2 separate regions of the Homo sapiens genome follow, and region 2 is linked to region 1. The links are chromatin contacts, found by Hi-C or POLR2A ChIA-PET in ENCODE. All regions are on one chromosome and are shown on one strand. Each heading gives the region's core, a stretch centred on a gene start or an enhancer-like site at or near the end of the contact. The rest is flanking DNA. Distances are from core to core; before and after follow the strand shown. Region 1 holds the start of DNAJC11 (DnaJ heat shock protein family (Hsp40) member C11). Region 2 overlaps CAMTA1 (calmodulin binding transcription activator 1).

The links. Hi-C counts contacts between places; a loop is a spot of excess contacts on that map. ChIA-PET counts read pairs that join two places held with the same protein, here RNA polymerase II (POLR2A). Pooled maps may share reads with other maps.
Region 2: a pooled map shows a loop between it and region 1 (15-fold over the local background). The contact joins the enhancer-like site here to the promoter of DNAJC11 in region 1. A Hi-C loop is called at or near these places in 1 of 37 single-sample maps with no recorded cell type and 8 of 50 pooled maps. POLR2A ChIA-PET finds 5 or more read pairs at or near these places in 5 of 52 experiments (H1, HEK293T, WTC11 and 1 more).

What each region holds. Positions count from the first base shown.
Region 1 is chr1:6,700,117-6,703,657 of GRCh38, forward strand. It overlaps DNAJC11 (DnaJ heat shock protein family (Hsp40) member C11), which reads right to left and starts at 1,700. Exons shown (of 16, transcript NM_018198.4): 1 at 1,613-1,700. The coding sequence starts at 1,684. RefSeq lists a silencer at 1,487-1,936.
Region 2 is chr1:6,961,144-6,964,684 of GRCh38, forward strand. The region is part of intron 3 of CAMTA1 (calmodulin binding transcription activator 1); the gene reads left to right. Among named protein-coding and RNA genes, the nearest start is that of CAMTA1-AS3, 51 kb to the right of the region's middle. RefSeq lists silencers at 1,337-1,436, 1,667-1,906, 2,147-2,196. Within about 2 kb of position 1,713, at least 2 of the 41 ENCODE cell types and tissues checked have a DNase peak (open chromatin) inside an H3K27ac peak, as active enhancers do.

The sequences.
Region 1 (3,541 bases), core at 450-2,949:
CAATACACGCTCCCCGCCCTTGTGATAATGTACTTTGTGATATTCCGCCCTTAAGAAGGTACTTTGTAATATTCTCCCCACTCTTGAGAATGTACTTTGTGAGATCCACCCCCTGCCCACAAAAAATTGCTCCTAACTCCACCGCCTATCCCAAACCTATAAGAACTAATGATAATCCCACCACCCTTTGCTGACTCTCTTTTCGGACTCAGCCCATACGCACCCAGGTGATTAAAAAGGTTTATTGCTCACACAAAGCCTGTTTGGTGGTCTCTTCACACGGACGCGCGTGACACTCAAGGATACAGTACCAGAACTAGCAGCTTTGTAGTCCAAGGACTGGTAAGGTAAGGTGACAGACTAGCATGGAGCTCACAAGCTGGGCTCCAGAGTCAGACTGCCTGGGTTGAGTTCAGGCTCTTGCACTTTCTAGTAGTGTGACTTTAGACACACTACTTAATCTCTCTATGCCTTGGTTTCCTCAAGTGTAAATCAAGGGCTATCATAATACTTACCTTAAGAGCTATCCTCAGAATTAAATGAGATAACAGTACAAAGTTCATTCAGCATAGTGGTCCCACACAAGATAAGTTTGTATTATTAACATCACATAGACTAATATTTACTGACAACACACACTGAACCCGCTTTGGTTAGCATAGCCAAACTTGGCTAGCTTTCATTACCACTGGAAAACCTGAGAGATGGAATTAGGAATTCTCTGGCAGGGCTGAAAAGTCTGGACCCATCGGCTTAAAGAAACTGATCCACCTCATGACCTGACCCTGGAAGCCTTCTCGCCCTTCACACCTATCTCAACTCCAGACTAGTCAAGAACAAAGGAGTGTAGTGGGGCCCTACTACTGCCAGGCTATGTGAGACTCTCTCATGTTATCTTTTATTCGTTGAGGAGACAGGGTACAAGTGCTTGGTGTGAATGTTGAAGCTGTTGTTAGGGCACCACTTTTCTGGCCTAGGGCTTCTTCCTAATCTGCAGCCTCCGAGCCGAGGGTCTGTGTCCCGGAGGCTCTGCCTGCAATTTCTGGACATCGGGTCCAGGGGAATGAAAGAGGGCATGAGACGCATGCCTCTGAGGCTGGACCCACTTCAGAGGCAGAGCGTCCCCACGAAAGACTCGGGAACCGGAAAAAGCCCTAAGGACGTTCCCTAGTGGCCTTGACCTTGGTGGGTGAGACTCAGTTCGCCATCCTGCTGGCGGCGGGCGATGACACAGCCCCTCAGCCAGGACGAGTATGTGGGCTGAGCGCGAGACGGGGTCTCGGAGGACTGCTAACCCCACTACGGTGGCCTCCTCGGGGCCCCCGTTTCCTCTTGAGCGTGCGGGGGCCTCTGGCCCTACCCGGACACAGTGCACGCGGCGCACTGGCCTTCAGGAGCTGGGGCGGAGGCTGGCCCCGGAACCCCCGGCGGGAGGGTCTGGGCGGTGGGGACGCCTCCATCGGGCGGCTGGCGTGCACGTCGCCGGGGTCACGCGGCCTCCCCGACGGACCCGAGCCTCCCGTGGCGGGGGTGGGGCGGCCACCGCCAGCCCGGCCCTCCCGAACGACCGGGCTCGGCCTCAGCCCCCAGAGCGTCCAGCCGCTGGCCTCACCTCCCTGCGCACGTTCAGCAACGAGTAATAGTCTTCATTGTCCAGCTCCTCCTCGCTCAAGGCCGTCGCCATCTTCGCAACCTTTCACCCCGCCAAACCGGCAAGGCCGTGCTCAAGAGGGGCCAGTGATCCGCGTCAGGGACAGCGCGGGCCAGCCCGGCTGCGCCACAGCGGCCCCTGGCGGCCCGGAGCCGTCCGCGCCCGGCGGGAGTGCGCCTGCGCTTTGCGCCCCCGCGCGGCCTAGGGCGGGACGCGGCGCCTAGGCAGCCCTGGCGGGGTGACCACGCGGGTGTCTCTTCGTGCTCCCAATGGACGCGTGGCACGCGGCGTGGCTGCGTCCTCGGGGGCCTGAGATCCAGCCAGGACTCCCTAGGGCTTTTCCTGTACTAGAAAGGGAAACTTTGCTTTTTTTTTTTTTTTTTGAGACGGAGTCATACTCTGTCGCCCAGCCTGGTGTGTGTGCAGTGGCGCAATCCCGGCTCACTGAAGCCTCCACCTCCCGGGTTCAAGCGATTCTCCTGCCTCAGCCTCCCGAGTAGCTGGGACTCCAGGCGCGCGCCACCACGCCCAGTTAATTTTTTTGTATTTTTGGTAGAGACACGGTTTCACCATGTTGGCCAGGCTGGTCTGAGGCTCCTGAACTCAGGAGATCCTCGGCCTCCCAAAGTGCTGGGATTACAGGCATGAGCCACCGCGTCCTGCCTAGAAAGGGAAACTTTGAAGTCACCTCCAGGAGATTGTCATCCTCTGGGAGACAAACCCCTGTGATACCACCTGTTACCCCACTGGCCCCAAACTCCTGGAAGAAGCGCGAGGTGCCCCCAGTGCAGGGTGCATCCGGATCCTAGATATCCCCCAAATGACATTTGTTCCTACCTCCATTGTCTTTTCTCTTGGCCACCCAGAAGCCTTCCTGCCCAGAACAGGCCTCCTCATTTTAGTTATTTGTTATTGCTCTAATTTAGGAGCACCTGGCCATCTTTTCTGCTGCTTAAATGACAAAGCAATAACTATTTGGTTCCTGATATAATTGTCTCTGGCAGGCATGTGTACCTGCAGTCCCTACCCCAGAGCCATTCTCCTGTAAATTTCTCCCTTATAATTTATCGGTGGAGTCTAATTGATTTCAACCTGGTGCCTGCTGTTTGGTGCATTATTAAAGATGTCTTGGTTACAACAATCTAAATAATTTAAAGGTCTTCGAAATGACGCCATTGTCAAGGGAAGGTGGACAGCAGCCCACTCTTGCCACCTGTTTGGTTCCCGCTGACCTGCGCAAGTCTCAGAAACCTTTGTTGTTCCTTCACTAACCACCAGTCCATAGCCATCCCCGTTGCCCTTCATAAGCAGGTCTCCTGGGAAGCCCCGAACACCTGTCTGTGGATTTGAGAGGCTGATTTCTTTCTCTTTCTAATTTTTGGCCAGATGTGCACCATCTGGGCCTGTGTCTCATCCCTTCCAAGTTGCCCAGCCCTCTTAGGATCTTTTGGCATGAGACACTTCGGTGTGCTGAGACAGATTGTTCGGGTGGGTTGAGTCAGCCTGAAACAAACTGTCAGCCCAGGTTGTAAATTAAGGGCTATTTCTTTAGTTGTGTGAAGCTTCTCCACAACAGCTTCCATGGTCCATCAGCTCTTCCAGCAATGTTATGGGCTTTGCCTTTTTCTCCTTTGCAGAGAAAAGAGCTGTGGTTAGGGCCAAACTGCATGCTGACATTTGACAGTCTTTAAGAATTTCTTTCTTTTTTTTTTTTTTTGTTTGAGACAGAGTCTCACTCGGTCGCCCAGGCTGGAGTGCAGTGCCACGATCTTGGCTCACTGCAACCTCCGCCTCCCGGGTTCAAGCGATTCTCCTGCCTCAGCCTCCCAAGCAGCTGGGACTACAGGCGTGCGCCATCACGCCCAGCTAATTTTTGTATTTTTAGTAGAG
Region 2 (3,541 bases), core at 463-2,962, 260 kb after region 1:
CTGAATTTAGGAAGGTTTGGAGAAAGCGATTGGGCTGCGATGCAGTTAAGTTTCCTTTGTTGTAAGCCGTGGAAACCAACTCTAGCTAAATTAAGCTAAACAGGGATTCTGTTGTGAGGATCTAAGTAGCTTGCAGAAGGAGCACGCTGGAAGGAAGGGCTTTGGGGAGGCCAGAGGGACTGACCTAGCGGGAACTGAAGGACAGACTTGCTGGGATGAGCTCTGCACGTCACGTCCCTCCCAGTTCAGGCGCCACCATCGTGACCGTGTAGGGAATTGGGGTGCTGGTAAGACCTTGGGTGCTGGGCCGGCAAGAAGGTGCGCTGCCTGCCGACCACCATGCGTTCCTGCTGGCCATTGCTTGGGTCCTGTGTTCACCCTGGGCCCAGTGGCAGCCTGGGCTGAGCCGGGGGCGTGAGAGCCCAGGGCTCTCAGTCATGTTTCCTTGACACATAGTTCTGGAGTTTGGGGCGGGTGGGGAGGGTGAGGCTTCTGAAAGGAATATTCACTGGCAGTGACCTTTCTTAGGTTTTTAACATTTTGAGGGGATTGATTGAATTGATCCAAGCCCATTCATTCTCGGTCTCCAAAGGACATGAATACCGCAGGACCAGCCCAGCTTGAATGTTTGAAAACTGGGTGCAAACGAGGACTAGACTGATTCTTTCTCACCGGGCTTGCCCCCAGCCTCTAAACTAGAAGGGGCGTCTGGCTGGGTGTCCCTGGGAGGACGGCCAGAGTGCGCCTTGCTCAGAGGTTGTTGCAGGGAAGCCCCTTTTCCTGGGGAGGGAGGGAAGGCGCTGTGCATCTCTCCCCGGCGGCCAGTCCAGCGTCTTCCGGTATGGCAGTCCTTTGCCCTGTCGGGTCAAAGCCAAGCCCCCTCAGCCTCCGGGCTGTCCCCAAACGTGTCTCCCTCGCGGTGTCCGTGGCGCGCAAGAGCCTGGAGCCTGCTGCTTTGGGCCTCACGCCTCTGTCTCATGCCTCTGCCGGGGCCCCGATTTATTCAGGACACACGTGTGCTCCGAGTGCCAGATACATGGTGGACCCCGACAAGGCACGCAGGTCTCAGACAACAGGTGACGCTGTGTCCCCGGCCTGTGCAGCGGGGACACCCACCTCATTTTACTCCCCCCAGGTCAGCTGGTCCTTGCTGGGAGGCTGGTCCCTGGGGCGAGGGGCCAGGGGCAGCTGGAGGAGAGCGCCTGCCCCTCCCCACCCCGCCCCGCCCCTCCTCCCTTCCACTCCCCCTCTGGGCCCGCCCTCCGATTTGGCCTCTTCCCCGGGCCCACCCTTTCTATAGCCCCACCCTTTCCGTTTTGGTTCCTCTCTCCCTGCCAGCCCCGCCCCCTCAGAACCTATCCCGTTTCCTTTATGGACCTGCCCTCGTCTGGTCCCATCCACCCATCTTGCCCCGCCCACATCCAGCCTTCCCACCTGGCCCCACCCCTCCTTTTTGGCTCCGTTTCACCCGCCCCGCCCCTCTGGACCCACCCCTCTTTCCTCTGTGGACCTGCCCCTGTCTGGTTCCACCCACCCACGTGGCCCCACCCACTCCCTGCCTTTTATCCTGCCCCTGCCCCATGGCTGGCCCCATCCTCCATCCCTTTTCGTCCTTGCCCACCGAGCTCCTCTGGACCCACCCCTCTTTTTGGGCCCGCACCCATCTGGCTCCTCCCACCCATCTGGCCCCACCCACTCCCCTGCTTTCCATCCCTGCCTTGCCCTGTGACTGGCCCCACCCTCCATCCCTTTTGGTCCCTCCTTGCCTGCCGAGCTCCTCTGGACCCACCCCTCTTTCAGTTGGGGCCCCGCCCTCATTTGGCCCCTTTCACCCGTCTGGCCCTGCCCATTCCCACCTTCCACCCTGGCCCCGCCCTGTGGCAGACCCCATTCTCCATTCCTTGTGGCCCTTCTCCTCTGGACCAACCCCTCTGTCCATTAGGGCCCCGCCTTCATTTGACCCATCCCACCCTCTGGCCTCACCCACTCCACCTTCCATTTTGACCCAGCTCCTTGGCAGGCTCCAGCCTCCATCTCTTTTGGCTCCTCCTCACCCGCCCCGCCCCTTTGGAACTACCCATCTTTCCTTTATGGGCCCCGCCCCATCTGGCTCCTCCCACCCACCTGGCCCCCCCCCCCCCCCCGCTTTCCATCCCGGCCTTGCCCTGTGACTGGCCCCGCCCTCCATCCCTTTTGGCCCCTCCTTGCCCGCGCCGCCCCTCTGGAGCCACCCCTCTTTCCAATCGGGCCCCACCCTGTTTTCCTGGCCTTCAAGCTCCCGCCTGGCGCCCCGCAGCGGCAAGCGTGATTTATAGGCCGTCTGAGCCGTGACCTATAAACCCTGTTCTTCAGGGGGTGCCTTTCTTGGATTAAATGCCTCTAAAGGAGCCTCTGTCTCAGAAGTGTCATGTAGAATGTTTCCGCTGACGGAGAACATGACCTTTAAAACCCCGAGTAAAGGAAGCAGAGCTGCCAGGGGAAGCATCGGGCAAGGCGGCGCCTCAACCCGCCTGCACCTGTCCGCTCTCCGACCCCTCCCCAGACCTGGTGGGGCGGGCTGCTGACCTGGCTGGGGGGGCGCGCTCCCGGGGCCTGGGGGCTGGGCGCGGCTCGGGGAGCTGCGCTTTGCGGACTGGAGGTGGCGACCGTGCGAGCAGAGACGCCCCTCACCATGGGCCAAGAGCCCTGACCCTAACAATGGGAAAGGGCCAGGGCCCTTGTTCCACTTCAGTTTCCTTCCCTTTGTGCCCTGGGGGACACTGGGTCCTGCTAAAGGCTGGGGCGCCTGTCGCAGAAGACCCAGTGTCCTGGGTGCTCTGGGTGAGGCACAGCGTCCTGGGTGCCCAGATAGGGGTGCAGAATCCTGGGTGCCTGGTTAGGGGTACAGAGTCCTGAGTGCCTGGGTAGGATACAGAATCCTGGGTGTCTGGTTTGGTTGCAGTGTCCTGGGTGCTTTGGGTGGGGGCACAGTACCTTGGGTGCCCAGGTAGGGGTGCAGTGTCTTGAGGATCTGGGTAGGTTCAGTGTCCTGGGTGTTCATGTAGGAGTGCAGGGGCCTGGGTGCCTGGGTAGGGGTGCAGCGTCCTGGAGGTCTGGGTAGGAGTGGTGTGTCCTGGGTCTGTATAGGGGTGCGGAGTCCTGGGTGTTCATGTAGGAGTGCAGTGTCCTCGGTGCCCCCGGAGGGTGCAGCGTCCTGGGTACCTGGGGAGGGCGCAGCGTCCTGGCTGTTTTGTACAGGGGCACAACGTGATGGCTTCTCTGGATGTTCCATCTGCAGTGTCTCAGAGGATGTCATAGAACTTGGAAGAACTGTGCCTAGGTCCCACCTTTTATCTGACACTGCAGTCTTTGTTTCTTGGGTGGAAAAGCCATGGCTGCCTCTCTCCCAGGTTGGAGAAAGCATATTTCTGGTAGTAGCCACTCTGTAGGTCCATATGGACACTTTATACTAAGGAGGCTACATTTTCTTATTCTCTTGCCCCCACAGGCTAATGTCACAAGTAGAAACGTGACTGATACACTCATTCCTTTGTACACTTTT